2 separate regions of the Homo sapiens genome follow, and region 1 is linked to region 2. The links are chromatin loops, found by intact Hi-C in ENCODE. Cell type or tissue: transverse colon. All regions are shown on one strand. Each heading gives the region's core, and the rest is flanking DNA. Links, peaks and the distances in the headings are about the cores only.

Region 1 (14,371 bases), core at 1-8,000, 270 kb after region 2:
ACCATGAGTGAAACAAAAGTGCTTTTGTGCAAGAGTTGGAGCATGGCCCTGCTTGTGGTCAGGAACGATGTTCCTTTATTCACAGATCTTGGGCCAGATCTACCTGACTCTATATGAGTCAAGTAGATCAAGGCTGATAACACTTTAAAATTATTAAATCTTCTTTTTTTTTTTTTTGAGATGGAGCCTCTCTCTCTAGCCTAGGCTAGAGTGCAATGGTGTGATCTTGGCTCACTGCAACCTCCACCTCCCAGGTTCAAGGGATTCTCCTGTCTCAGCCTCCCAAGTAGCTGGGACTACAGGCGTGCACAACCACACCCGACTAGTTTTTGTATTTTTAGTAGTGATAGGGTTTTACCATGTTGGCCAGGCTGGTCTCGAACTCCTGACCTCAAGTGTTCCCTCCACCTTGGCCTCCCAAAGTGCTGGGATTACAGGTGTGAGCCACTGTGCCCGGCCAAAAAATATTAAATCTTGAGGCACATGCAGGAGTAAGCCATGCTCAGACCCAATCTTCGATGTTACTAAAAATTGGAGGGGATCACACTTCATGGTTTTGTTTTGTTTTGTTTTTTTGAGACAGGGTCTTGCTCTGTTGCCCAGGCTGGAGTGCACTGGTACGATCACAGTTCACTGCAGCCTCAAACTCTGGGGCTCAAACAATCCTCCTACTTCACTCTCTAGTTGGGACTACAGGCACACACTGCTGTGCTCGACTAATTATTATTATTATTATTATTATTATTATTATTATTATTATTATTATTTTGTAGAGACAGGGATCTTGCTATGTTACCTAGGCTGTTCTTGAACTCCTGGGCTCAAGCGATCCTTCCGCTGCAGCCTCTCAAAGTGCTAGGATTACAGGCATGCCCAGCCACTTTGGGGCTTTTTTAAGCCAACAGCAAAAAAAGACTATAAGAGAGAAATTTCCCCTTGGCTGTCTTGTTTCATGGATTCGTGGAAACTCCCATTAAACAGCCGGTCACAGAAAAAGATATGCCAAGGAAAATTACTTGACAGCACTCAGTCAAAGTGACATTTTAAAAAGAGACTATTGCCTCCTCCATCTTAAAAGAACTGACCTTTTGAGCCATGAGAAATGAAACAGAGGCATCTGATCGAATGATAACAATGCACTTCTGAAGATTCAAACATCGGAACTTCATGCATTGGACACATATCTATTGAATGACTCTTAAGTGAACATACTGTCCCTGCCTGCTTCCAGAGGGTACTAGAGAGGTCGGAGATGGTTCATAAAGGCCTTCACATGTGCTGTCATATTTAACAATCAGAAAGGTACTTGAGGCAAAGAATCTGATCATCTTTGTTTTTCCTTGAGAAAATGCGCTCAGAGAGGTTTACTGACAATCCCAAAGGTGCTTGGTTGGTGCTTAAGAGATCTGGGTTTAAAACCTCAGACTGCTGTCTACTATGGCCTGTGTCAGAAAGACTGGGGTTGGAATTCCTGTTCCACCACTGCTGTGTTATTTAACCCCTCCAAACCTAGATTCTCAACAATAAAATGGGGGTAGGGAGGGAATTAAAGTATGTACCTTATTTTTTAGAGACAACATCTTGCTCTGTCGCCCAGGCTAGAGTGCAGTGGTGCAATCATAGTTCACTGTAGTCTCAACCTTCCAAGCTCAAGAGATCCTCCTACCTCAGCCTCCCTAGTAGCTGGAACTTCAGGCTACACTACGCCCAGCTGCTATTTATTATTTATTTATTTATTGAGATTGCATCTCACCATGTTGCCCAGGCTGGCTACTTAAAAAAAATTTTTTTTTTCAAGACAGGGTCTCACTCTGCCACCCAGGCTGGAGTACAGTGACAGAGTCTCAGCTCACTGCAACCTCTGCCTCCCAGGCTCAAGTGATCTTCCCACCTCAGCCTCCCAAGGAGCTGGGATTACAGGTACCCACCACCACACATGGCTAACTTTTTATTTTTTGTAGAGACAGGGTCTTGCTATGTTGCCCAGGCTGGTCTCAAACTCCTGAGCTCAAGCAATCCTCCTGCTTTGGCCTCCCAAAGTGCTAGGATTACAGTTGTGAGCCACCATGCCTGGCCTTGGCCACTTTAGTTTTGCTTTTTTTTTTTTTTTTTGAGTTGGAGTCTTGCTCTGTCATCCAGGCTCCCAGGCTGGAGTGCAGTGACACAATCTCAGCTCACTGCAACCTCTGCCTCCTGGGTTCAAGCAATTATCCTGCCTCAGCCTCCCAAGTAGCTGGGACCACAGGTGTGCACCACCATGCCCAGCTAATTTTTATATTTTTAGTAGAAATGGGGGTTTCACCATGTTGGCTAGGCTGGTCTTGAACTTCTGACTTCAAGTGATCCGCCTACTTTGGCCTCCCAAAGTGCTGGGATTACAGGCAAGAGCCACCGTGCCCGGCTGCCTACTTTAATTTTTAATAAAGGGTTGTTATATAAGGGGTAGGTGAGAGAATGAAGTAAAATTGAGTGTTACAGTCTCCAGTTGTTAATCACATTATAATTATTCTCTTTTAAAAGTTACCAACAAGTTATTTAAAGAATCGAATGGAACCCTTTGGAAATACAGTGTTCATGCCTCTAGTATTAATGCCAGTTTTTACTTCGAGGCCAGCAAGCTAGATTCCGATGGCCTTCCCTTTCCAGGATGGGAAGCGGATGATTGACTTCAATTTTCCCCCTTCCGTTACTTCTCTGCTCCACATCATTTCTGTGCTGATGCAGGGACGATTTCCACTCCTTTTACAGCGTAGATGTTAAAAGCCTGTGCGGAGCAGCTCATTCATCATTTTCCGCAGAGCTTTACCCCTCACTTCCCCAGCCAGCTAAATGCAGGCTGTTCTTGACTCTCTGATCTAGGCCCATTGCAGGGTGAGGGCCAGGCTCAGGAGTTTCCAGGGTGAAAACCAGGTAAGCTTGATGTTGGAAGGATGAAGAAGGACCCAAAAGGGTCTGAGATGCAGAGCTCTCCAGATGGGCCTGGGAGCCTGCAGGGGAAGAGGCCTCTCTTTATATCCCGGAGGCCTGGTGCAACTCTAGTTGGTTTCATGTTTGTTGCGAGTAACAGCAGCTCACATGAAGCGGTGCACCATGTTCATTTTACATGGATCATCTCAAGGACTGCTTACAAAAAGGCCAGGAAGTAGCTGATGTTCTTCCCATCTTACAGGTAGGGAAATTGAGGCATGGAGAGGCAAAGTTACTTGCCCATGGTCATATAGGTAGAAAGCAGCACTGGCAGATTCAAAGCCAGACATCTACTCTCAGATACACGCCCTGGGCCTCAAGGCCAGTTTGCCTGGGCATTTCCCTTTAATGTCTCCTCTCTGGAAGTGAATGGTGTCATCAGAAAGGTTCCAGTGCCAGCACCAATCAATGACTGTCCCAGTGAGAGCTTGGTCAAATCCCTTTACCCCTGCAGGGACTCAATTTTCTCACCTGCAAAATGGGGGTATTAATAAAGCCACCCCCCGCACCCCCGGCCCCCAGCCCCTCCACCTGGTTGCAAGAGGAGTGGTTGTAGACTAAGGGCCTGCGTCAAGTACAGAACCCAGGAGGGGTCTGCCCAACTTTAACCCTCTCTCCAAATCCTCTAGCCTGAAGCAGCAGAAACCCACGTGGGACTGGGGGCTGCCCCCTTCCGGGCCTTCCCCAAGCAGAGGGGTCCCCATCTAGCCCCGCGGGGCAACGGCGGCCGGTGGCTGCGTGAAGGGCCCCCTCCCCCGACGCCGGGGAGCAGGAAGGCCACTCGGCACCATATTTAGTCAGGGGGAGCCGGCAGCCCAGAGCTGGTATGCGGCGCTGGGAATTCCTGCAGGAAGGAGTCCGCGCCTGCCCTTTTTGGGTTGTCTCCCGCCCGCCGCTCCCGCCGCTCCCGGGGAGGGGGACCGGCCCGGCCCGGCCCGGCCCGGGAACCTCGGAGGAGCTGGTGCCGCGCGGGGAGCGGAGCGCCCGGGCTGCCCGCGGGTCCCCGGCCTGGCGCGGGGCCAGCCCACCGCCTCGACTTCCTTTTATGGCCTGTGTGTGCGTGCGTGGACAGGAGCGGGGAGGGAGGGACGGGGAGAAGACGGAGAGCCTGGGGAAGAGAGAGAGAGAAAGCGCAGAGATAGGAGTGAGACACGCGGGAGAGATGGAGAGCAAGAGACACAGAGACCAGAGACAAAGTGAGACAGGAGGGAGAGACAGATACATCGACAGATCTAGAGAAGCGAGAGGGACAGAGACAAAAGATAGAGCGAGAGACAGCAATGATCAGAGTGACAGACATGCAGAGACAGTGGCAGAGACAGAGCGAGAGAGCCTGTGATGGAGAGAGACAGGGAATGCAATTTTAGGCGAGGAATCCTTGGGGAAGGGAAGTTGTTGAAGGGAACTCGCAGACTCTGGGGGCACACCCACTTTCTCCTTGGATCTTGACACTTGCATCTTGTAAATAACGTAATTATCACCGCCACCGCCTTCCCCCATTTTGTAGCTATGGACACCAAGTCTCAGAGAAGTGAAGTGACTTGCCCAAGGTCACGCAGCTGGCGAGTGGCGCACAGGGGAGGGGGACAGCTGAAATAATCACAGTGGGCTTATTTTTAATTTTTATTTGTATTTTGGTCGTGGTGATGTGGGTGGAGGTGGAGATGGCAAGTTGGGAAAAGTAAAAACTTCCCCTTCCTGCACGGTTCCCAGCAAGGGTGGGGGCCTCCTGTCTTGCACTTTGCAAAGTTCAAGAAATCCCCTTTCCCTACCCTTCACGCTGCACAGCCGGCCCTCTTTCCAGACAGTGCGATGCCAATAAAATGGGAAGTGGGGTGGGAGATGTCAAGTCAGATCCACCACAGCCCCGACACGGGGAGGAAGAGGTTAAAGCCTTTGCGGCCGGAACCGACTCAGGGAAGACGTTCTCAAGCATCCCGCACAGACACTGCCTGCTCGACCCCCTTTCTCTAGGGATCCGGAGCGTCTGCGACCGCCTGGGGCCGGGGCTGAGACTCCCGTCCCTGTGCGCACCTGTTCCGTGCGCCCTTGTGCGGTGCGCACCTGTTCCGTGCACCCTTGTCCCGAGCGCCCCAGCTCCTTGCGCTCCCGCCGGGGGTGCGCCCTGCAGGGGGCGCGGCGAGGGGGCCGCGAGGGACCCTCCCCAACTCCACCCCTTCGGCCTCCTCCCCTTTCCCAGCCGCGGGCAGCTCCGGGTCTATAAAGAGAGGCGTCCGAGGACGCGCAGGGAGATTTGGACGCTCCGGCCTGGGAGGTGCGTCAGATCCGAGCTCGCCATCCAGTTTCCTCTCCACTAGTCCCCCCAGTTGGAGATCTGTAAGTAGTAGTTGTCATTCTGGGGGCAGATTGCAGGGCAGGGGGGTGTTAAAAGTCCTATAGGGTATTCTATAGGGGCTGGGGTGCACTTAGGGGTCCCTGTTGTCAACCTCGTAAGGGCCATGGTGGGGGCAGAGTTGTGATTTGGATCTCTCTCTGCCTTATCGTCTTAGATTATCCTAGACTTTCCCCAAACAGCATTTCTTAAGATTGCCAGTGAGAAGTACCATTTTGGGGGTGCTTATTAACGATATCAATGCCTGGACCCAACTCCATTTCCCAACTCTAGAATCCCCAGAAAAACTGCCTTAAAAAAAAAAAAATTAGTCCCGAGTGATTCTTGTTAAGAGGCTAATCCAGGAGATATGCTCCCTTGGAAATCTCAGAGGTCCGGTGCAGACAATCAAGGCATCTCACTTTTATTCTAGGCACCAAAAAATTTACAGCTGAACTTCACTGAAAAGTCACTTGCTATCACACAGAAGGGCAAAGTGAGGCTCCTTGTGGATTTGACCGTATTGCACAGTTGTGTTGATAATGCATTAAATCAGTTAAAAACACATGGGCATAGGCTTAGCAGAAAGGAGTGTTGTTGTTTTTTTTTTTTAATCAGTTTAGGGGAGGTTCTTCTATGTTGAGAACCCCTGGGAGATAAGGCTGGTTGTGATCTAGTTTGTTACAGCCCACTTTTTCCTCTTCTCCAAATTAAAAAAAAAAAAAACAACTCACCCAGGTTGACCCCAAAGGGCCCCCAGATACCCAGGTGGGCTCCAAAGTCTCCATTTGCTTCCACGATCTGCAGGTGCGTTAGGTAAGATTACACTAGAATTTCCCGCAGAGCCACCTGTGTCAATGCCACTCTCGTGCCCAACCAAATGGGTAAAACGAGAGAAAGTGTGGCTACTGCCTGTTGTAAGTTTTCTTCCAGCACAGGGTCTGGTAGGGATTTTGCCACTTGAGAAAAGGTACCATCCAAAGCCATGCTTGTCAAGAAGTAAAAGAAAATATTTAGAAACCCAAGGTGGGAGTGTTTAGTTGCAGTATGAAGAACTGAGAGATTAAATGGTGAACTGTCCGTCCGGGGTTTGGCAAAAAGAATGCAGGCTATTAATAAACTGCTTTGCATAGTTTTTTGTTTCTTTGATTTACTCAACGATACTATTTTAGAATTGTTCAGAGACGGAACTTGACGCTGAACTGAAAGTCATTAGGTGGCAGGGTGTGAAATAAGATAGAGAATTTTGTTTGAAGGAAATTGATGTTTTCCCTTTGAGATAGCTACCGTTGATGGAACACTTCAGTGCCACATGCTGTTGCAACATTTAACTTAATTTATCTCATTTAATCTTTGCAACAACTTCATAAGAAAGGCTTTATGATGCCTGTTTAGTATACAAGGCAGCTGAGGCTCAGAGAGGTAAAGTGTCACACAGCCAGCAAGTGGTAGAACCCATTCCCGGGTCAGTTTGAGTCCAAGTTCATACCCTTGACCCCACTATCTTTCTTCTTTACCATGGACACAAACTTGTTGGGGTCAGGTTTCTGGTGGGACTAAATGCTTCCAACAAAGTAAATGTTTATCACCGTGTCCTTTGAAGAAAACATAAACTGACTTTTTGCACATTTAAAATAAAAGGCACTGTTTGTCCCCTGATTGAGGGGGTGACCTAGCTGAAACCAGTGACCCTAGGTGGGCTGCCATGCCGAGAGTCCAGAACGTGAACTAGCTGGGTCTTTTCCGAGAAGCCGCCAGGCTTGCCTTGTAAACACCATGTTTTTTTATTATCATGTCCGAAATAGATGTGTTATTCCGTACAAGGTATCTGTTATGGATTTGTTATCATTACTTTTCCGTGGGAGGGCAGAGATTGAGGCAAACATGCCCATTTATGGAAGCGTTTTCCATGAGGCCATCCCCGGCCCCCTCGTCAGTTACCCAGCCTTGCACCGCAGCCCGGTTGGTCCTGGCCCTGGGGATTTGTCTACCATGTCCCTCACCCATTGAAGAACTAGTGGAGAAACCCTAAGGAGAAGAGATTTGGGAGGAAAGTGGGATTCTTTTTTCCTACCCCCTCTTATTCAGAGGTTTGATTTTTTTGGGTGGGGGGTGGGAGGGAATTGTCTCCTTTCCACAGGTCTTGAATCCAAACAGGTGGGTCTTCCACGTTAGGCACAAGCGTGTAATTCCAAGAGCAGATATATAGTAGATTTTTCTTGAAAACCAAGTTCAATATTCAATCCAGTAGAATCATAGAAGGCCATAAGCAAATTTAAAAATCATCTCCCGCACCTCCCCAAACCTCACTTTCTCATCCGGGAAATGGGGCTAATGAGAATAACTCATGTTTTTTGGGCACTTTTGCCTGGCGAGATGCTAAACGCTTTGTGGACATTATCTTACGTCTTCATAACAACCCTTTAGAGTAGATACTGTTATTCTAACTGGCTTTATTTTACACATATGGAGTCTGAATAACTTGCTTAAGATAGCTCAGCTAACCAGTAAGGAAAAGAAGATTCTACAAATCTAGGTCTTTCTAACTCCAGAGTTTCACAGATTACCCTCATGGGAGGATTTGATGAGCTAATGTGTATGAAGGGTTTAGCACAGTGCCTGGCCCCTGGTAAGCTTCAGTGATGGTTATTTATAGCAAACACAACCAGAGAGTTCAAGATGTTTGCTCAGTATGGCATGGCTCATCTTTGGCAGAACCGGGAAGCCTAAACTATGTGGCCGTTAAAGGAGAAGCTTCTCTTAATTTTCTTCCCTTTGATCTCATAAACCTCGTTTCTATTTGGGCTGAAAGTGGTGATTAGAATCTTTAATATATTAAGCTACCATTCCTTACCTGGATTGGGAATGTTACAAATTCCAATTACATTTGTTTAGGGTTTTGTTTGTTTGTTTTTGAGACAGAGTCTTGCTCTGTCGCCCAGGCTGGAGTGCAGTGGTGCGATCTTGGCTCACTGCAACCTCCGCCTCCTAGGTTCAGGCACTTCTCCAGCCTCAGCCTCCTGAGTAGAGAGTAGCTGGGTTTATAGGCGCCCACCACCATGCCTGGCTAATTTTTTGTATTTTTAGTAGAGATGGGGTTTCACCATATTGGCCAGGCTGGTCTCGAACCGCTGACCTCAAGTGATTCGCCTGGCTTGGTCTCCCAAAGTGCTCAGATTACAGGCGTGAGCCACCGCGCCTGGCTTATTTAGGGTCTTGATGGCATACTTTAAGGGATGGCCTTTTTGCTCTCTAGGTCTTCTCCTTCCACTCCTGACCTTTCAACTTTTAACCCTGGCCACACAATGGAGGAAAGACTGAATTTAGAGAAAGGCAGGCAAGAATTTGAAAGAAACCTTGTATGTGATCCAAGGACAGAGGAAGAAGCTGCTCACAGTGGCTGAAAGGGGAGGTCGGACATCTGTGACTTGTATCAGGGTTTCAGGGGCTAAGGAGGAACAACCTCATCAAAGTTGCTAGGAAAGGGCCATAGAGGCCAGGTATGGCAGGTCATACCTGTAATCCCAGCAATTTGGGAGGCTGAGGTGGGGGGATGGCTTGAAGTCAGGAGTTTGAGACCAGAGTGGGCAACATAGCGAGGCACCATCTCTACAAAAAAATTTTTAAAATGAGCTGGGCATGGTGGCATGCATCTGTAGTCCTAGTTATTCAGGAGGTTGAGTGAGGCAGGAGGATTGCTTGAGCCCAGGAGTTCAAGGCTGCCGTGGGCCCTGATTGCATCACTGTTCTCTAGCCTGGGCAACAGAGTGAGACTCTGTCTCAAAAAAAAGGTGAGGGGCATAGAACTTTACTGTACCAGGCTGAAAAATACAAGGCCCAGAGAGGGCAAGTGACTTGCCTAGCATCACCCAGCGAGTTTTGGGCAGAGCTGAGACTTGTAACTCGAAGACCTAAGGATCTTCCACAGGCTAATGAATAGCTTGTTTGTGCTCAAGGGATGAAGCAGTGAGTTGTTAGGACAGGACTGTGAATAGGGCTGACATATTCAGATGTGTCAAACATCGCTAATGCCATCTCTGAGTAAATTAGGCTTCAAACAGATCGGGATTCTAATCCTGGTTCCCCAACTTTTGCAAGGGAGGGCCTTGCATTTACCTTTCAAGACCCCGATAGGCTTAGCAGGAAAATGGGAATAATAGATAATGCCACTCTTTCATCCTTGGACTTTTTGTCTAATTATATGAATTTATCTGTAGGATAAATTCCCAGAAATGCGCTTGCTGAGTTAAAGGGCATGCGTATCTAAAATTAATAGATATTGCAAATGACTGGCTAAAGACATTGCAGACCAGGTGCAGTGGCTCACGCCTGTAATCCCAGCACTTTGGGAGGCCGCAGCAGGTGGGTCACCTGAGGTCAGGAGTTCAAGACCAGCCTGGCCAACATGGTCTCTGCTAAACCCTATCTCTACTAAAAATACAAAAATTATCTGGGCATGGTCGTGGGCACCTGTAATCCCAGCTACTCGGGAGGCTGAGGCACGAGAATCGCTTGAGCCTCAGAGGCAGAGGTTGCATTGAGCCGAGATCACACCACTGCACTCCAGCCTGGGCAAAGAGTGAGACTCGGTCTCAAAAAAAAAAAAAAAAAGGCATTGCAAATTGCAACTTGTTGCAGTCACATATGACAGCAGTCCCCATCCTCTTGGCACCAGAGACTGGTTTCGTGGAAGACAATATTTTCCAGGGTGGAGTGGGGAGGATGGTTTTGGGATGAAACTGTCCCACCTCATCATCAGGCATTGGTTAGATTCTCATAAGGAACGTACAACCTAGATCCCTTGCAGGTGGAGTTGGCAATAGGGTTTGTGCTTCTGTGAAAATCTAATGCTGCTTATCTGACAGGAGGCGGAGCTTAGGCAGTGATGGTCACTCACCCACCGTCCCCTCCTGCTATGTGGCCTGGTTCCTAACAGGCCATTGACTGATACTGCAGCACAAGGGTTGGGGACCCCTGACATAGGAGACTATACATTTATTTTAAGCTGTGGTATGCCAGAATTGTAAAATATAAAACACAGTGGGGCTTTTAGGGCCAGAAATAATCAGTTCTTGCTCGCTTCCAGAAGCATCCTTCACAGGGGCTACCGTAACTCTTGCCAACCAAGTTCTCTTGGTTGGGAGGAAAAAATAGTGTTATGCATTAAGAGAACTTCTTTCTGGAGTTACTTGAAACCATTGGTATTCAGATGATTAGGCAGATGTCACAAGGCAATAAGAATGTGACAGGTTCACCATTCACTTTTTTTCCTGTAAAAGTGAAGTAGGGCTTTCTTGGGAACAAGCCCTTGGGAGGTGGGGGGATGTGAATGGTGAGGGGAGGGTAGAAATGGTGGAGTAGGGTCAGGGGCAAGAAAGGGACTTTCTGCTAAGAATTAATCGGGTGTCCATTTACTCTTAGCAGAAAACTAGGATTAGATTCTGGATTGTACTCCTGACTCCAAATTTTACAAGTGGGGGTCTTGCATTTACCTTCCAGGACCTCGGTCATCTTAGCAGGAAAATAGCAATAGCAGGTGATGCCACCTTACAGAGCGCTTAGGAGACAGTGAGATGGTCTATATAGGAAGCTGTCTGGCCTGATACCTGATGAATACAAGGGGCCCAATAAATACAGTGGCTGTTATGAATAATAGATCTAAACTGCCTTTTTGGTACTACTGGGGACCTGCCAAGCAGGTGCATTTAGAGTGCCCAGTGCCTCTCCCTGCGACACATTTGATGCCTCCCTACACCTGGACCAGGCCTTGAGCGAGGATTTCCACTGCAGAGGTCCTTCCAGCTGGCGAATTGTGTTGCAGATCAGGTTCAGAGAACTTCTGTTTTGCCTGTGTGGCATTCATTCATTCGTTTATTTGAAATAGAGATGGGATCTCACTGTGCTGCCCAGGCTAGTCTAGAGCTCCTAATTCAAGCAATCCTCTTGGCTTGGCCTCCCATAGTTCTTGGATTACAGGTGTGAACCACTGTATCCAGCCCTTTATGACATTTAGAATATGAGCAATTTTTCTTTTTTCTTTTTTTTCTTTTTGAGATGGAGTCTCACTCTGTCACCCAGGCTAGAGTGCAGTGGCATGATCTTGGCTCACTGCAACCTCTACCTCCCAGGCTCAAGCGATCTTCCCACCTCAGCCTCCCGAGTAGCTGGGACTACCGGCATGTGCTGCCATGCCTGGCTAATTTTTGTATTTTCTGTAGAGATGGGGTTTCACCATGTTGCGCAGGCTGGTGTCAAACTCCTAAGCTCAAGCGAACTGCCTGCCTTGGCCTCCCAGTGTTGGGATTACAGACGTGAGCCACAGTGCTGAACCCTGCATGGTATTTAGAATATAAGCAATACTCTAACATCTGGTCTGGGTCACTCTGTATTACTTACCTGATCTCCAAAAACATTTGGGTTTTTGTCTCTGGTCCAAAATCTTTAGCCAATGGCTTGGCAGTAAAATCCTGAGGGAAGCTGTTGACCAGGTGAGGTGATGTGCAAATCCTATACTCTCTGGGCTCTGGGATATTTAATTTACTATTTATTTATTTATTTTCAAGACAGAGTTTTGCTCTTGTCGCCCAGGCTGGAGTGCAGTGATGGGATCTCAGCTCACTGCACCCTCCACCTCCTGGGTTCAAGCGATTCTCCTTCCTCAGCCTCCTGAGTAGCTGGTATTACAGGCGCCCACCACCACACCTGGCTATTTTTTGTATTTTTAGTAGAGACGGGGTTTCACCATGTTGGCCAGGCTGGTCTTGAACTACTGACCTCAGGTTATCCGCCTGCCTCGGCCTCCCGAAGTACTGGGATTACAGGCATCAGCCACCATGCCCGGCCTAATTTACTTTTTATTAATGCTGAAGCAGAGAGGGCAAGATCTTTTGCCCCTGAGTTCTTCTGGGAAAAATGAAACTGATGGTAAAACAAACTAAAGCAACCTGACATTCTCAGTTGGTCCAGTTTCAGCCCTTTGACTGGGAGTCACAGACGGGTCCCATAAAATGGTAGAGCTGGGCCAGCCTACCATTGATTTATTTTCCCTAAATGAAAAATACAAGGCCCAGAGAGGGCAAGTGACTTGTCCAGAGTCACCCAGCAGGTTTGGGGCAAAGCTGAGACTCGTTACTTGACATCCTAAGGTCTTCCAGAGGCTAATGATTAGCTTGTTTGTGCTCAAAAAATGAAGCAGCCTGGGCGCGGTGGCTCATGCTTGTAATCCTAGCACTTTGGGAGGCTGAGGCAGGCAGATCGCTTGAGCTCAGGAGTTTGAGACCAGCCTGGGCCACAAAGTGAGACCCCTGTCTCTACAAAAAAATGCAAGAATTAAAAAATTAGCTGGGTGTTCTGGTGCGTGCCTGTGATCCCAGCTACTTGGGAGGCTGAGGTGGGAGAATGGCTTGAGCCTGGGAGGCAGAGTTTGCAGAAAGCAGAGATCGCGCCACTTCACTCTAGCCTGGGCAACAGAGCCAGACCCTGTCTCAAAAAAAAAGAATGAAGCAGTTGTTGGTCAGGACAGGACTGTAAACAAGGCTGACACACTCAGATGTGTCAAACATCGCTAATGCCAAAGGTGACAGAGTCATTTGTTTTCATCCAAACATTCGAGAAAGTTGGACGAGGTGACTCACGCCTGTCATCCTAGAGCTTTGGGAAGCCAAGGCAGGAGGATCATTTGAGATCAGGAGTTTGAGACCAGCCTAGGCAAAATAGCAAGACCCCCATCTCTACAAAAAATAAGCCGGGCATAGTGGCCCACACCTGAGGTGGGAGGATCCCTTGAGCCCATGAGTTTGAGCCTGCAGTAAGCTATGATTGCACCACTGCACTCCACCCTGGGCATATAGTGAGACCCTTCCCCCAACCAAAAACATTGAGAGCAGCTCTTGATGAGTGAACTGTACTTCGTGGTCAGCAGTTCTGGGTAGTAATTTCAGAGATGTCCTTTCAGCCCTTGGAGCTGATGCAGGACCTTAAACATGAGCGATGGTGGAGGAGGGAGGGTTGGGAAGGTGCATCAAGGTAGATGAAGAGTGTCCCTGGGGTTGGGCCAACTGGCGGTCCGTCTCTGGTCCAGTGTGTTCACCTTGCCCCCGTCTGATCTTCTGCAGTTGGTATTCCGAGTTGAGTTTGACTAAGTGAGAGCTGCTCTCAGCTTTAACTGCCTTTCCCAAGACAGCCCTTGTTTTTATTCTAAAGCTGTGGTTCTCAACTGGAAGCAGTTTTGCCACCCCAGGGGACATCTAGCAGTGTCTGGAGACATTTTTGATTGTCATGAGTGGAGGAAGGGGTGCTACTGGCATCAGGTGGGCAGAGACCAGGGATGCTGCGGAACATCCCACAATGCACGGAAGAGCTCCCCTCACGACACAGAATGACGCAGCCCAAGAGTCACAGTGCAGAGTTTGTGGCCAGCTGCGGTGGCTCACGCCTGTAATCCCAGCACTTTGGGGGGCCAAGGTGGGAGGATTGCTTGAGGCCTGGAGTTCAAGACCAGCCTGGCCAATATGGTGAAACCTCATCTCTACTAAAAATACAAAAATTAGCCAGGCATGGTAGCGCATGCCTGTAGTCCCAGCTACTTGGGAGGCTGAGGCACGAGAATCACTTGAACCCAGAAACGTGGAGGTTGCAGTGAGCTGAGATTGCGTCACTGCACTCCAGCCTGGGTAACAGAGCGAGACTCTGTGTCAAAAAAAAAAAAAAAAAAAAAAGACTTAGCAACTATTATTACTAGTATTAGTATTATTAATTTGTCAGGCTCACTGAATTTTCTCAAAAATTTGGCAAATTTTTAGGAAAACATTCTCAAAACATTTGGCAAATCTGTGGCTAAATGTTGTTTTGGGGACCCAAGGCTCGTAGGAGCAAAACAGCTTTCAGGTTTCCGGATCTGCCAGAGACTCAAGTGTCCTGTTGTGTGTTTTGTGTCTCAATGAGGGAAAGGGGAATATGTAGCACCTTCCAGATGGATTTGACCTTGACTGCGCCACTGTTTGAAGAGCTTCTCAACCTCCGCAGCTCCACCCCAGCCCAGATATTTCAGGGAATTAGGGTTCCAAGGGGCAT
Region 2 (15,798 bases), core at 2,760-10,759:
AGAAGCCGAAGCATCAGCATCACACAATATACCCACGTAACAAGCCTGCAGGTGCACCCCGTGAATCGAAAATTAAAAAGTCTTATTTCTTGTCTAGCTCTTGGAAGGGTTAGAGATGCTCAGTCTGACTCTGGCAGCAGAGAGAGAAGACGGTGTCTTTTTGGATTTTTCTAGATGCTCTGAAACTACCCCTCCCGGGGACAGGAAGTCGGGACTGATAGTCAGTTAATTCCCACGTTGTTAATCATATACTAAGAGGAAATTCAGGGAAGCAGCAGCACAGCCTAACTTCAATAAAAACAATGAAGGCCAGCCACGGTGCCTCATGCCTGTAATCCCAGCACTTTTGGAGGCCAAGGTGGGTGGATTGCTTGAGCCCAGGAGTTCAAGGGCAGCCTGGGCAACACAGTGGAACCCCATCTCCACAAAAAAGTACAAAACAAATTTAGCTGGGTGTGGTGGCATGTGCCTGTAGTCCCAGCTACTCAGGAGGCTGGGGTGGGAGAATCGCTTGAGCCTGGGAGACGGAGGTTGCAGTGAGCTGAGATTGCGCCAGCGCACTCCACTCTGGGCAACAGAGCGAGACCCTGTTTCAGGAAAAAAAAAAAAAAAAAAAAAAAAAAGAACGATGAAGTAGGGCCAAATGTATGTTTGCCCCAAAAATATACATACACCACTGTCAGTGCAATCATAGGGCTTGCCAGCTCTGGCTCACCCCCTGGGCCACACCCAGACCCCACCTGGGGGATGATGGTGATCTTGAAGCGGAGGTCGTGCAGGCCGATCTTGGCGATGTTGATGCCATCGATGATGATCTCTCCTTCGGCAGACTCGTTGATCCGAAATAAGCCCAGGGTCAGGGACGACTTCCCAGCTCCCGTCCGCCCCACGATGCCGACCTGCAGGACAGAAGGGCCCAGGTGTGGTGGGAATGCTGGCATCCGGACTTGTCCCTGCCCCAAAGTGCCCTCATCTCGGCCCCACCTCAGGCATCAGTCATCTGGTCAACCCAACTCGACAGCCCTCTCCCTTGCGCGCTGCCCAGAGACACTCCTTTAAGGGTGTTTCGGCCGAAGGTCAAGAAGGACTCTCTTCCCTTTGCCAGGCTCCCAAAAGGAATGACTCGGCTTTTTATAAGTTACTAGAGACCTCAAAAGAGATACAGAAGAGGCAGAAGGAATTTCCAACAAAGCCCTATTTGTTTAGACTCAAGAAACTATTAAGTAATAATCAGGCATTTCCTCATTTCCCCACTGTTTTTCACACCTTTGATGGTGAGTTTCCCATCATGAGTTGTTGAAATATCTGAAAGATTCAGGCAGATCTTCCGGCCCTTTGCTATGACCTGGTCTCCATGCATCCTCTCTTGAAGGAACTAGGTTCTCTAGCTAATGGCCAAAGGATGATGTTCCTGACCTCCAGTTCTCCCCTTCCTGCCTGGCTCTTGAGAAGTGGGCTCCTTCTTCCCTCCTACAGGGGTGTCACAGAGCAGCATGCGTGCAAAAATTCTCATGACGTGAGATAAGCCATAAAGACTCAACAAGGGCTGGGGCACGGTGGCTCATGCCTGTAGTCCCAGCACTTTGGGAGGCCGAGGAAGGTGGATCAGAGAAGGTCAGGAGTTCGAGACCAGCCTGGCCAACATGGTAAAACCCCATCTCTACTAAAACTACAAAAATTAGCTGGGCGTGGTGGCATGCACCTGTAGTCCCAGATACTCGGGAGACGGAGGCAGGAGAATCACTTGAACCCAGGGGACGGAGGTTGCAGTGAGCCGAAATAGCACCACTGGACTCCAGCCTGGGTGACAGAGTGAGAGGCTGTCTCAAAACAAAACAAAACAAAACAAAAACAAAAACAAAAACAAAAACAAAAAAAGACAGCAAGAACATCACCCACTCTGCTCTTCTCTGTAACTCAGAGAGAAATTATCTGCTGGGAACAGAATGTTCTGAGCTTTGTGGGAGGTACGTAGGAACAGTTCAATAAGTCCATATGTTCAGAGGTGAAAGCAGCCTTGTCCCCCAGCAAATGGCCAGGAAGACTGTCAGACCAATTCCAGAGGAAAGTCTAAGGGTATCACTCAGGTCAAGGAACCTCTTCCAAGAACAGCTCGGAACCAAGAGAAGGTTCCAAAATTCTGACAATTTCTCACTTCCCTTGAGCCATCCCCCTAGAAGGGATGGTGACACCTTATTCTAGAGATCACAAATTCTAATGTTTTGGAGGGGCCAACTAGGCAATGAATGGGACAGGGAGGGACTGGGGTGAACCAGGAGGCTCACAGGTTGACTAGAAAGAGCCAGGCGGGGGAGGATTGACCTGATGTTGCCAGATGTTCTGATCTTCCAAAAAAAGCAGAAAATAAATTTTTATATTAAGTCTTCCAGATTTTTCAGTATTTGCAACTTATTCAAATTTCTTCCAGGCCAGGTGCAGTGGCTCACACCTGTAATCCCAGCACTTGGGGAGGCTGAGGCGGGTGGATCAGTTGAGGTCAGGAGTTCAAGACCACCCTGGCCAACATGGCAAAACCCCATCTCTACTAATAACACAAAAATTAGCTAGGCATGGTGGCGCATGCCTGTAGTCCCAGCTACTCGGGAGGCTAAGGCAGGAGAATCACTTGAACCCAGGAGGCAGAAGTTGCAGTGAGCTGAGATCGGGCCCCTGCACTCTGGCCTTGGCAACAGAGTAAGACTCCATCTCAAAAAAAAAAAAAAAAAAAAAAAAAAAAACAACCAACCAAAAAACAAAAAAAGAACTTCTTCCAGGGGCCAGGAATGGTGGCTGATTCCTGTAATCCCAGCACTTTGGGAAGCTGAGGCGGGCAGACCGGTTGAGCTCAAGAGTTCCAGATCAGCCTGGACAACATAGTAGGACCCCCATCTCTACAAAAAATACAAAAATTAGCCAGGTGCAGTGGCACACACCTGCACTCCCAACCATGTGTAGTCCCCCCACTTGGGAGGCTGCCGCTGCAGTGGGCTGAGATCACACCACTGCACTCTAGCCTGGGTAACAGAGCAAGACCCTCTCTCAACAACAACAACAAAAAATCTTCCAAAACAAATCTGTGGGGCTCATTTGGTCTTCAGGCTGTCAGTTCACCTAAAAGCCTTCACTTCTGCAAGCTGTATGCGCTCTGAACAGCTTTTACTGCCACAGTCCACTCCCAGCCCCCCAAAAAGCCATTCAAGCAAAGGTGTGGAGCCGTGAGTGACTGGGGAGACGCTGCAGCTAGGTTCACCTGCCCGATGGCACCCTGTGCCCGACTGGGAATGGGTGAGGGAATGGGGCGATGTGTACCCACCTTTTCTCCCCCATTGATCGTGACATTGATGTGCCTGAGAACGAAGTCCAGGTCCTCTCGGTAGCGCAGGCAGTAGTTCCGGAATTCCACTCGGCCCACCTGGGGCCAGCTGCTGGGCGGAGCTGTCTCCTGGATTTGCCAGGGCGCCTTCGATCGCAGTGAAGGGAGAGAGTAAGGAATTTCCAGTCCATCTGGTAAAGCTGTGACTCCCCTGACCTCCCCTCTCACTCACTCTGCTGCCCAAGGTGGCCTCCCAGGCCTCAGCACTGGGGGGTTGCCCTTCCTGGAATGTTATTCCCCAAATGACCCCCTTGCATCCTGTGGATCTCTGGTCGATACAGAGCACCCTCTCAGCCCTGTGTCCCTCTGTCCCCTCCCGCACTGCCTTCTCCTTCAGGGCACTGCCTGTCCCCAGCCCTCTTGGGGCTCGCATGCTTGAGTGTATTCTGTCTCCCACACCCACTGCACCATCCACTCAATGAGGACAGGCTCTAATTGTTCACTGCTGTATCCCAGGGCTCAGAGCACATAGTAGGTGTTCAACACACATTTATGAACATAAACAAGAAGAGTGACACAGCTGCTGATATAGAAAGTGAACTAGTGGTAGAAGGCACAGAAACTGAGAGGACATGATCATCCCTCAGTAGGTCAGAGATACCTTCTGTAAAGCTGTCATCTCTGTGTAACAGATAATGGCTCAATGGACCATAGTTGTTCATTTTTGTCTGCCAGAATTAACGTGACGTTCATGCTCACCATTCTTTTAAAATAATTGTACAACTGATTTGTATAGACATTGTTCTTTTTTTTTTGAGATGGAGTCTCACTCTGTCGCCCAGGCTGGAGTGCAATGGCATGATCTCAGCTCACTGCAACCCCTGCCTCCCAGGTTCAAGCGACTCTCCTGCCTCAGCCTCCTGAGTAGCTGGGATTACAGACACCCGCCACCACACCCAGCTAATTTTTGTATTTTTAGTAGAGATGTGGTTTCACCATGTTGGCCAGGCTGGTCTCTAACTCCTGACCTCATGATCCACCCACCTCTACCTCCCAAAGTGCTGGGATTACAGGCGTGAGCCACCATGCCCGCCACAGACATTGTTCTCAATATGAACATGATAGGTAAACTTTTAAAAAGTTTTTCTGATAAAATATAAATGTTGCCCCCAGATTCTTTTAACGTCAAGGAAATGAATAACAGCTTGTCAGAGACTTCCTACGGAACAAAGAATTTTTTAGGTAACTATCATTAGGCTGGATAAGGTAATAGATGTATTTCAAAAGAGCAAGTGGAGGTATATCTTATCCATATCTTTAGGCTGATGCAAAATTTTACGGTTTAGACAACAGTGTGCCATGTTATGCACAGACTGGCTCTAGGTATTTGAGGAGCGCAATACAGAGAGTTTAAAAAGTGATTTTGTAAAATCTACACTATGGTCTCTGTTTCTCCAAAGTAAATGTGATTTGTTCCTCACACTGCAGTGAGTAAAAAAGAAACAAGAAAACAATAACATAAATATTGAAGTATGTTTCAGTGTTGGGTGAATTTTGTTTTTAGATGCCAATAAAACTTACTTTTTGATAAAAAAAAATTTAAATAAATATTTATAAATGGAGTCAATGAAATGAGTGGTCTTCTCTGGACAGACACGACAATAAAAGTGAGTTACCCTGGCTGCCCACCCCGGCAGGAAGGCAAGGATAAAAGCAGCATCTGTATCGCAGTGTCTCATCCAATCCTCACAGCAACCCCATGTGGGAGGGTCCTTTCATTATCCCCAGTTTACACACAAGGAGACTGAGACACAGAGAGGGGCGGTAACTTGCCCAGGGACACACAACCCTCCTTTTGAAAAGTAGTTCAGTTCAGCATTTCCTGAGGCCCACAGCTGGATATGGCCTGGGCCAGGTTCACTGGTTTTAGCCTCGGGGAATGCACCTCCCCGTCCAGGGCACACACAGGTGCTGAACCAGGCTGCAGAGCACATGGCCAAGCTCAGGGGCACTGCAGACGGCACATAACAAGAAAACGCCGGGCAACTTTTAGGCAAGACATGCAGCCCTTTTGTGGACGTGCTATAAAATCACAGCGTTGCCGGCGCAGTGGCTCACACCTGTAATCCCAGCACTTAGGGAGGCCGAGGTGGGCAGAACACTTGAGGTCAGGAGTTTGAGACCAGCCTGACCAACATGGTGAAACCCTGGCTCTACTAAAAATACAAAAATTAGCTGGGCCTGATGGTGGGAGCCTGTAATCTCAGCTACTTGGGAGGTTGAGACACGACGATCACTAGAATCTGGGAGGCAGAGGTTGCAGTGAGCCAAGATAAAACCACTACACTCCAGTCTGGGTGACACAGCAAGACTCCTCTGTCTCAAAAAAAAAAAAACAAAAAAAAACCCCACCACCACCGCCAACAACAAAAAGTATTATTTTTTATTTTGTAGAGACGATGTCTCACCATGTTGCCCAGGATCGTCTCAAACTCCTGGGCTCAAGTGATCCATCTGCCTTGGCCTCCCAAAGTGCTGGGATTACAGGCGTGAGCCACCGCGCCTGGCCAAAAAATAAATGTTATTATTGAGCGCTTACAATGCAACTAAGGCAAGTTGCTCTGCTCAGCACTTGAGACCCATGATCTCATCTGAGCCTCACAGCAGCCCTTAGAGGCAGTGACTGTTACTATACACAGATGCAAAGGTGCCTCATGGTTAAAGAAAAGGTTTCACAGGATAACAGGTAGATTCCACTTACGTTAAAAGAAAAAGAAACAAGCAAACAAAAGTGTTGGGGTATGTGGGAATCCACACGGGAAAGTTTTGGGGGAAATTCACCCGAATGCTAATGGGGCCTCTCTCTGGAGAGGAGAGGAACGGGGCGAACAGGAACAAACTGTCTTTCTCCACCATAAACTTCTTTGTTTTTTTGTTTTTCGAGACAGAGTCTCACTCTGTCACCCAGGCTGGAGTGCAGTGATGTTTCTTCAGCTCACTGCAACCTCCACCTCCCGGGTTCCAGCGATCCTCCCACCTCAGCCTCCCAAGTAGCTGGAATTATAGGCACCTGCCACCATGCCAACTAATTTTTGTATTTTTAGTAGAGACGGGATTCACCGTTGGCCAGGCTGGTCTCGAACTCCTGGCTTCAAGTGATCCACCCACCTTGGCCTCTCAAAGTGCTGGGATTGCAGGCGTGGGCCACTGTGTCCAGCCCTGTATTGATTTTTTCTTTTTTAAAACAACAAGTGTATCTCTATTTTATAATTTATGTACATAATTGAAGGGGAGATGCTATAACAACACAGTGAGCGGAATGGAGAGAAGTATGTGGAACTTTCTATCTATATATAAAAATACATGCAAATACAGAATAGTGGTAGGACTAATGAGGACAATTACTTTCTCTTGGGTTTGTCAAACACGATCCTTCTAAAAATATAAAAGTCAGTCAAAAGTAAAATGCTTTTAAAAACTGAACTCAGGCCGGGTGTGGTGGCTCACACCTGTGATCCCAGCACTTTGGGAGGCTGAGGCGGGTGGATCACGAGGTCAGGAGTTCGAGACCAGCCGGGCCAACATGGTGAAATCCCTTCTCTACTAAAAATACAAAAATCGCCTGTAATCCCAGCTACTCAGGAGGCTGGGAATCGCTTGAACCCAGGAGAAGGAGGTTGCAGTGAGCTGAGATCATGCCACTGCACTCCAGGCTGGAGCGAGACTTAAGTCTCAAACAAACAAAAAAAAAACTGAATTCAATCTAACTGAACGCTTTAACTGGGTGAATTCCATGGCATGTGAAATTCACATGTCAATGAGGCTATTATAAAAACTAATGAAATAAGTTAGCTGGGCGGGGTGGTGGGTACTTGTAATCCCAGCTAATTGGGAGGCTGAGGCAGGAGAATCACTTGAACCCAGGAGGTGGAGGTTGCAGTGAGCTGAGATCGTGCCACTGCATTCCAGCCTGGGCAAAAAAAAAGCCAAATTCCATCTAAAAAAAAAAAAAAAAAAAACCTAATGAAATACCTTGTAAGTGAATTAAATTCAGTGTCAAGTTGGAAGCCGCCGGTGTAATACACCCTTGGTTCCTCACGGGGGCACTCACGCCATTCTTACAATGCTCACCCGTGACATGGGACCTGGTTCACCCAGTCAGAATGTTAAAGGAGTGGGCCGAGGTCACCTCTGTGAATTCCTCAGGAGGACAGACCTTACAGAGGCCTTGGTCTCACTCCCAAGGGGCATCTCTCCTCAGGAGGCCGGGTAGCATGACTCCCATGGCACTGGATAGGGTCTCTGAGGAGGCACAGGCTCAACGCCTAGGTCTGCCATTTACCAGCCATGTGATCTTGGGCAAGTAACTTCAGCTTTTTGTCTCAGTTTCCTCACCTGTAAAATGGGGGTAATAGTAGCATCTAAATTATAGGGCTGGGCTGGGCATGGTGGCTCCCGCTTGTAATCCCAGCACTTTGGGAGGCCAAGGCAGGCAGATCACTAGAGCTCAGGAGATCAAGATGAGTCTGGGCAAAATCCCGTCTCTACTAAAAATACAAAAATCAGTCCGGTGTGATGGCATATGCCCGTGGTCCCAGACACTCAGGAGGCAGAGGTAGGAGAATCACTTGAGCCTGGGAGGCAGCGAATGAGATCGCACTACACTCCAACCCGGGCAAGAGTGAGACCGTGTCTCAAAAATCAGTCATAGAGCGGGGTAAAGACTGAGTGCATTACTCTATATTAAACGTTTAAGTCTGGGCCTGACATTCTACAAGGCACTATGTGTGTCCCTGTTATCATTAATGTAGGGTGGGGGTGTCGCCAGGCATTATTGTGATTATCTATTATCACTGCTGTTCCTACTTGTGCTGCTGTTCAGGGCCTAAGAAGGCAGTTATTAAGGGCAACGCAACATCAAAGACTGGAGGCACGGGTCCTAGTCCCAGCTGTTCTACCAAGCCACGTGGGACCTTGGATCAGCTGTTGTCCCTCCCCAGGTTCCCTTTTTCTCCATCTATAAAAAGGGGACTGGGGTTCAATAACGGCAGGGTTTCCCAAACTTTGGTCAGTTCCCAGCTACATCATTCGTGTAGTATGCATGTACTCATTCTCTTGTTGTTTTAATATGCTTAATCAAGTCACTTAGACTTAATTTCTCAACTTACTTAAGAGGAAAATTTATTACAATCACAAAAGGAAAAGTAGTATTATTTTCCGTAACAGGAGTCCCCTATACAAATACATAACAGGCCAGGCGCAGTGGCTCACGCCTGTAATCCCAGCACTTTGGGAGGCTGAGGCAGGCGGATCACCTGAGGTCAAGAGTTTGAGACCAGACTGGCCAACTTAGTGAAACCCCCATCTCTACTAAAAATACAAAAATTAGCCAGGCATGATGACAGGCACCTGTAATCCCAACTATTTGGGAGGCTGAGGCAGGAGAATTACTTGAACCTGGGAGGAGGAGGTTGCAGTGAGCCGAGATTGTGCCACTGCACTCCAGCCTGGGTGACAGTGAGACTCCATCACACACACAAAAAAACCAAATTCATAACAAATAACAGAAGGTTATTTCTGATAGACAGAATCCGTCCTGTTGAAGACTCCAAGTGTGAGGGCTGCTGTTTATCTGTCTGTTGAAGGGAGATCATCTCAATTGCTAAGGTGTTAAAGACCTGCTAGCCCCAGACTAAGACTTTCTCTGTGATACCATCAGAAGTTATGAAAGAGAAATAGAGGGGGAAACTTCTTCACAATGTGAATACCTTCTGAATGCCCTGACAGCATCCCACAGTCTCGTATATGGATACCCCAGATCTTGGGTAAAGCCGGTAAACTATTTTCACCCTAAAACCGGGCTCTAAATAAGTGCTGCAAAAAGACTGGACAAGCGTTAAGATGCACTTCTACCTGGTGAGGTATCCAGCTCAGAGGCAGAGGTGCACAGGATAGGGTCCAGAGATCTCCTTGGGGTAAAGCTACACCAAAGACCAAGAGGTCCAGCCAGGGGCCCTTGCCTACCTCCTTCTCAGTCTCTGAATACTCCTTGAGCCTCTCCACGGCCACGATGTTGGTTTCCATTTCAGATGACATCCGAACCAGCCAGTTCAAGTACGTGGTGACCTGTGAGTGGAAGAGTCACGTGGCATTTCTAGAGTAAGCGGGCGTACTTGACTTTCCTTTTTCTTTTTTTCCACTGAGATAATAGGAAACAAATTATTTTCAACAAGTATGAATTATGGGAGGCTGAGGCGGTCAGATCACCTGAGGTCAGGGGTTTGAGACCAGCCTGGCCGATGTGGCGAAACCCCATCAGTCACTACTAAAAATATAAAAATTAGCCAGGCATGGTGACGCACACCTGTAAACCCAGCTATTTGGGAGGCTGAGGCAGAAGAATCACTTGAACCCAGGAGGCAGAGGTTGCAGTGAGCCGAGATCCCACCACTGCATTCCAGCCTGGGTGACAGAGTGAGATTCCGTCTCCAAAAAAAATAAATAAATAAAAATAAAAGGTTATGAGTTATGAAACATTCAGGTAAGAAAGGTACCGAAATTAGCAACCCCAGGTATAGCCATCACCCAGGCCTGCCACATTGCCATCTCCTAAGCACACACATTTCCAAAATAACTCATGGGCCACATAATAAGAAACTGGAAAATATTTTTAGCCAGGTGACAATATGAAAACACAATGTATCATCATTTGTGAGATGCAGCTAAAGCAGTTCTTAGAGGGAAATTCATAGCTTTAAAAGCATTCCCCTCGTACCTGGAAGTATCCTCTTGGGCCACTAAGGAATCTGTGTGACTGATGGGGAAAATCCTGGCCACATGTCAAATCCGTCTCCTGCTCTAGTTGGTCACCAGGCACTGTGGCACTGTACCTGCTCCTCAAACTCCGTACCTCTCAAGTTCCTCTCCCCCATTCCTGTTGGAGCTGGAATCCAAAGCCAAGGACAACTGGCTCCCCCATTAACAGACTTTAATAATCCAGCCAAGAGCATCCCCTCTTACCTGCAATGAGTAAGACACTGAGAGGCCCACCAAGCCAGCACTGAGGCTGTGCCTGGAGATCACCGCAAACAGGGCAGCAAACAGAACGATGCAGTTGCCCACACACTCCAGCCGCACGGCCAGCCACCTGCGCCAAGACACACAGGCAGACAAACAGGCATGGAGTCAGCTCTACAGAGACTTGGCTTACAGCTCTTGGGGGAGGAAGGGGATTCTTTGCTAACTCAAGTAACTCCGCAGTAATTCCAGAGAGAGTCCTTCCTGGCACTGCTTTTTCAAAACATGCACAATGGGCGCAGGGTAGGGAGGGCCGAAGGCACGAGGCCAGTAAATCCTCATTAATCTGGCAAACCCATGGATTAAAACAGAGCTCTCCAGAGGCAATCTTCCCTGGAATCTGAAGCTTGCCTTTTTAAGAACCAACTTTTTTCTCATTGAAGCCTTTAAAATACATACACATAGGCCGGGCGTAGTGGGTCACTCCTATAATCACACACACACACATACACACACACACACACACACACACACACACACAGCCGGGCGTAGTGGGTCACTCCTATAATCACACACACACACACACACACACACACACACACAGTGCATTAACAACAACAAAAAGATGTCCTGGAAATTCCTAAATACTAAGAAGACATCAACTGTAAGAGACACTAGGGATTTAAAATAACCATCGTTTCTCGGCCTTTTGGCTAAAAACAAGTAGAAAATAACAGTCTCTTGTTACGAGACAGATCTGGGAGGGGAGTGCGTAACTAGTACGAGTAAACATCATTGTAACGTTCCCAAGCCCAGACTCTTCATTTCAAAGTGTTAAAATATACTATTTTACCCTTTAAAATAGAAACAGAAATCATGTTTTCTGTCATTTTGTTTTTTTGAGATGGGGTCTTACTCTGCCATCCAGGCTGGAGTGTGGATGACATGATCACAGCTCACTGCCGCCTCAACCTTCCAAGTTCCAGTGATCCTCCTGCCTCAGCCTGAGTAGCTGCGACTACAGGCCCATGCCACCACACCTGGCAAATTTTTGGTTTTTTGTTTTGTTTTTAGAGACAGGGTCTCCCTAGAGTGCCCAGGCTGGTCTCGAACTGCTGGGCTCAAGTGACCCGCCTGCCTTGGCCACCCAAAGTGCTGAGATTACAGGTGTCAACCAATGTGCCTGGTCATCTTATTTGTTTAAAGCTAGGTTTAGTATGGTATCATGTACCATCAGAACTATTTTATTTTACTTTTTATTTTATTCTTCTCTTCTCTTCTATTATTTCTTCAGATAGAGTTTCGCTCTCGTTGCCCAGGCTGGAGTGCAATGGTGCGGTCTTGGCTCACTGCAACCTCTGCCTCTTGGGTTCAAGTGATTCTCCTGCCTCAGCCTCCCAAGTACAGGCACCCACCATCATGCCCGGCTAATTTTTTTGTATTTTTAATATAGATGGGATTTTGCCATGTTGACCAGGCTGGTCTTGAACTCCTGACCTCAGGTGATCCACCCACTTTGGCATCCCAAAGTGCTGGGATTACAGATGTGAGCCACCGCGCCTGGCCATCTTATTTGTTTAAAGCTAGGCTTCGTATGATATCATATAGCACTAGAACTATTATTTTAATGTTCTAAAATATAAAGCATTCTAGGAAGATGGGGTGTTGATCTTTTCTCCATTGCAGCCCTTATGAACCAAGTGACTGATCCTCACTACTCCGACAGACACAGCCAGATTGTGACAAACTCCCTAAAAATTCTGAAGGGAAGTCAAGGTCTGTAATCATTCAGGGTTAGCCCACCCAGACTTACGCTATGGGATTAGAGTGTGTAAGACGGGCTAATGGTTATGGGACACCTCTGGGGTGCTGTCACTTTTTCAGAAAAGTCTATAAGGATGCAAATGGGTGAGAGGGACACTTCTCTAAATTCAGCAAATAATTAGCAAACTTCTGCCTCTTTTGGATTGATGCTATTATCTGTGATCCACAAGATGTCAATCTCCCACCCCCATCTCCTTTTTTTGTTTTTCCAGAGACAGGGTCTCACTCTGTCACCCAGGCTGGAGTGCAGTGGTGTAATCATAGCTCAATGCAACTTTGAACTCCTGGGCTGAAACGATCCTCCAGCCTCAGCCTCTCGAGAAGCTAGGACTACAGGCACACACCACCATGATGGGCTACTTTTTTTTTTTTTTTTTTTTTTTAAGAGAGATGGGGGTCTTGCTATGTTGCCCAGGCTGGCCTGGAATCTAATGGATCCTCCTGCCTCAGCCTCCCAAAGTACTGGGATTACAGGCGTGAGCCATGACATCTGGCCCACAAGATGACAATCTCATATGGTTTAGCTTAGTATTAGTAAATTGCTTCTGACACACATCACCCAGGGGTGCATGATCACCCCCAGACGGGAACAGCGGTATGAAGATACTCAATAGCAGAGTCGGTCGCTGGCAGTCTTGCATCACTAGGATGACAGTTAACGGGAAGCACTTGCAGGGCTTTCTGACTCCAGAAGAGCTGTGTCCCTGCACTTAAATGCCGCGGGCACTGCATGTCTACAGTGCCGCTGTCTGCTCTTAATGATTCATCTGTCCTCCGCGCTCATCAAGCCTCTCCATCCTTTCTGCAAGGCCGGGGTTTGGCTTTATACCCAGCTCAAGGTGCGAGGAAAAGATCGAGGCAAAGAGACAAGGTGCTAAGGCGGCCTCCTCCACCCGCTCCTGCAGGCCCACCATGCCCACCTGTTGGCCACGATGCTGGGGTAATAGGCCTTCTGGTTCTCGTCCACCTTCAGGTCACTCTGGTGGATGAAGCGCTCCTGCTCCTCGAAGGCTCGAATGACGCTGACCCCCAGCAAGGTCTCGTTGAAATGGGAATAGACCGGGGAGCGGCTGACCGACTCGAGGCGCTTCAGCTGCCGGGAGGAAGCCACGTAGAACCTCTGGGGTAGAGAACAGACGCGGGGAGTTGATGAAGGTTCCCTCCTGCCATCCTCCCAGGGCAGGGCTGTGCTGGAGAACATCTAGACGTAACCGATACCTCCAGGAGGCAAAATGTTAGAGCCGGGCTGCCCTCACAGGGGTGCCCACTCACCTGGTGAACCACAGGAATAGCACCACCAATGACAAGGACAGTGACAATAATAGCTCACGCTTATACAAAGCCCACAGCCCCAGGCATCGTTCTAAGCAGTTTTACAAACATCAGTTCATTCAATCCTCACAAAAAACCTGAGGTGCTCATTCCTATATGTGATGGGTAGACTAAGGCACAAAGAAGCTAGTTAATCTCCTCCCCAAGGTCACATGGCTAGCAAGGGGCAGAACTGGGATTCAAACCCAGGCCATCTGGGCTGCAAAGTGCTAACCTCTACCCTGTACTGCCTCTCTGAAGCCTTTCACCTCTAGGGTTTTCTGGAACCAGCAGTGTGGTTTTCAGCATAGGCTTTGAGGTCAACGAGACCTCAGTTCAAATCCTGACTCAACTACTGACTGGCAATATAAACACGACTAACACTTTACTTCTCTAAGCCTCAGTTTCCTTATCTGTAAAATGGGAACAACAAGGCTTGCTCGGCCAGGTGGGGTGGCTCATGCTTGTAATACCCGCACTTCAGGAGGCAGAGGCGGGAGATCACTTGAGGCCAGGAGTCTGAGACCAGCCCAGGCACATGGCAAAATGCCATCTCTACAAAAATAAAATATTATTAAGAAAACAAACGAAACAAAACAAAGCTTGCTTCACGGGGTCATTGTGAGGGTGACATGTAAGAGTTACAGTCTTACATGTGATGTGTATTTGCGTGGACACATTATTTCATAAATCATATAGATATGCATGATGTCACTAAGCACAGTGCCTGGTAATACTAGGTTGAACCACAGGAAATAGCTGTTTCTGTAGATAAGAAATAAGTATTAGCAGTTTCATATAGTTTGACCTAACAGTAAGCATTCAGTTAGCTGGTGACTATTGTTATCATTAAGTGACAGAATTCCGCCTGTTGATCACATCCCCTCAGGAGTGACTGTGTCCATGCAATGGCCGGTTCCAGCACACTCAGCCCAGCTGAGATGCCCATGAGGATAGGGTCAATCTCGTCACCCCCCTCCGATGGCCTCCCAGCGCTGTTAGAGTTGCCAACCATGCTTCTTCCCTCAACTCATCTCATCCTGTAACTCTCCCCTTCCTTCCCTGCACACAGGCCGCCTGCCTCCACCCACCATGCCCATCCCGTCCAGGCCATTCCTCATCACCCAGCAGATGGGAGCACAGATGTCACTTCCTCGGGAAGCCCTTCCCATCCTCCATGAGCACCTTCTCCGGGCTTCAGTGTCCCAGCTCCCGGGCTACGATGATACGTTTCACAAGCAGCTCCACCCACCCTCGCGGGCAGATGCTTCATCTGCTCTGCCTCCCCCAACCTGGGCATTCAGCCAGTGCCAGGCACCAAGAGCCTCCCGATAAGTCTTGTTAGATTCAGAACAAAAGCCAACCACCTTCTGCAAGCTTTGTGGAGCTGTGGATCAGAGGCTGCACCAGCCATGTGAGGACACTGCGCTCTCCTAGCCTAGGTTTTTCTCATCTACGCAAAAGGAACTGGTGAGCCCGGGGTTCCTGATTCCACAAGGTGCCTACAATTGCTTATCGACAGGAGAGCTGGGAAAACTAACAAAGGGTTGCTAGGAACTCGGCCTCCCTGCATCCTGCCCTGGGCCAGGTGTACTGGGCTGCTTTGGGGCAGAGTCCAACAAAAAGCATCAATAGCAGCAGGTGGCTTTTACAAGGCCTCTGTGGTTGGCAGCTTCTTCCTGGGTGGCGGCACGGGCGTTAATTGCAACCCACAGATGGAGAGTCTTCTGGGGCCCCAGAAGCTATGTAAGTGAACCCAGGTACCGCACAACCCCACGCAGTCTCAGAATAGCTGTTCTGCCAATTCCTGGAATGTGGATCAGATATAATTTCTTCTCCAGCTGTTCCCACCGCCTCCCATGAAATCCAGACCCCTCTGCATGGCTGAAGGCCCAGGTGATCTGCCCCATCTTACCCTGGACCACATCTCCTTCCTCTCTTACCAGCTTGCTTTCTGAACAATCCAGATGCAAATCGCTCTCAAGTGTGTTACCTGTTCACTTTCCTCCACTTGCCACTGCCTCTGAACCTTACTTACTGGAAAAATCTAACCTGAGATGAATATTTGTTCAGGAATGATCTTATTTTATTTTTTAAGACAGTCTCGCTCTGTCACCCTGGCTGGAGTGCAGTGGCACAATCTTGGCTCATTGCAACCTCTGCCTCCCAGGTTCAAGCAATTCTCCTGCCTTAGCCTCCTAAGTAGCTGGAATTGCAGGCGCCCACCACCGTGCCTGGCTAATTTTTCTATTTTTAGTAGAGATGGGGTTTCACCATGTTGGCCAGGCTGGTCTCAAACTCCTGACCTCAGGTGATCCACCTGCCCTGCCGAT

Evidence for each region. A loop is a pair of places that touch in the nucleus more often than their neighbours do. Peaks named below come from ENCODE experiments on the same cell type or tissue, not always from the same donor. Only the 100,000 strongest peaks of a DNase experiment are listed, where the experiment ranks them.
Region 1: a loop joins it to region 2, with 4 times the contacts of the local background. A loop is called at or near these places in 6 of 110 quality-filtered maps.

The regions. Positions count from the first base shown.
Region 1 is chr16:15,847,874-15,862,244 of GRCh38, reverse strand. It overlaps MYH11 (myosin heavy chain 11), which reads left to right and starts at 5,217. Exons shown (of 41, transcript NM_002474.3): 1 at 5,217-5,304. RefSeq lists an enhancer at 3,670-4,171. In transverse colon, for the core only: no CTCF peak of the experiment used is centred there; DNase peaks (open chromatin) are centred at 3,854 and 4,850; H3K4me3 peaks cover 4,453 bases; H3K27ac peaks cover 6,721 bases; H3K27me3 peaks cover 5,190 bases.
Region 2 is chr16:16,119,451-16,135,248 of GRCh38, reverse strand. It overlaps ABCC1 (ATP binding cassette subfamily C member 1 (ABCC1 blood group)), which reads right to left. Exons shown (of 31, transcript NM_004996.4): 24 at 13,075-13,274; 25 at 10,334-10,460; 26 at 9,338-9,439; 27 at 3,314-3,460; 28 at 741-899. Among named protein-coding and RNA genes, the nearest start is that of ABCC6, 96 kb to the left of the region's middle. RefSeq lists an enhancer at 2,872-3,371. In transverse colon, for the core only: a CTCF peak has its summit at 7,406; a DNase peak (open chromatin) is centred at 7,438; H3K27ac peaks cover 3,231 bases.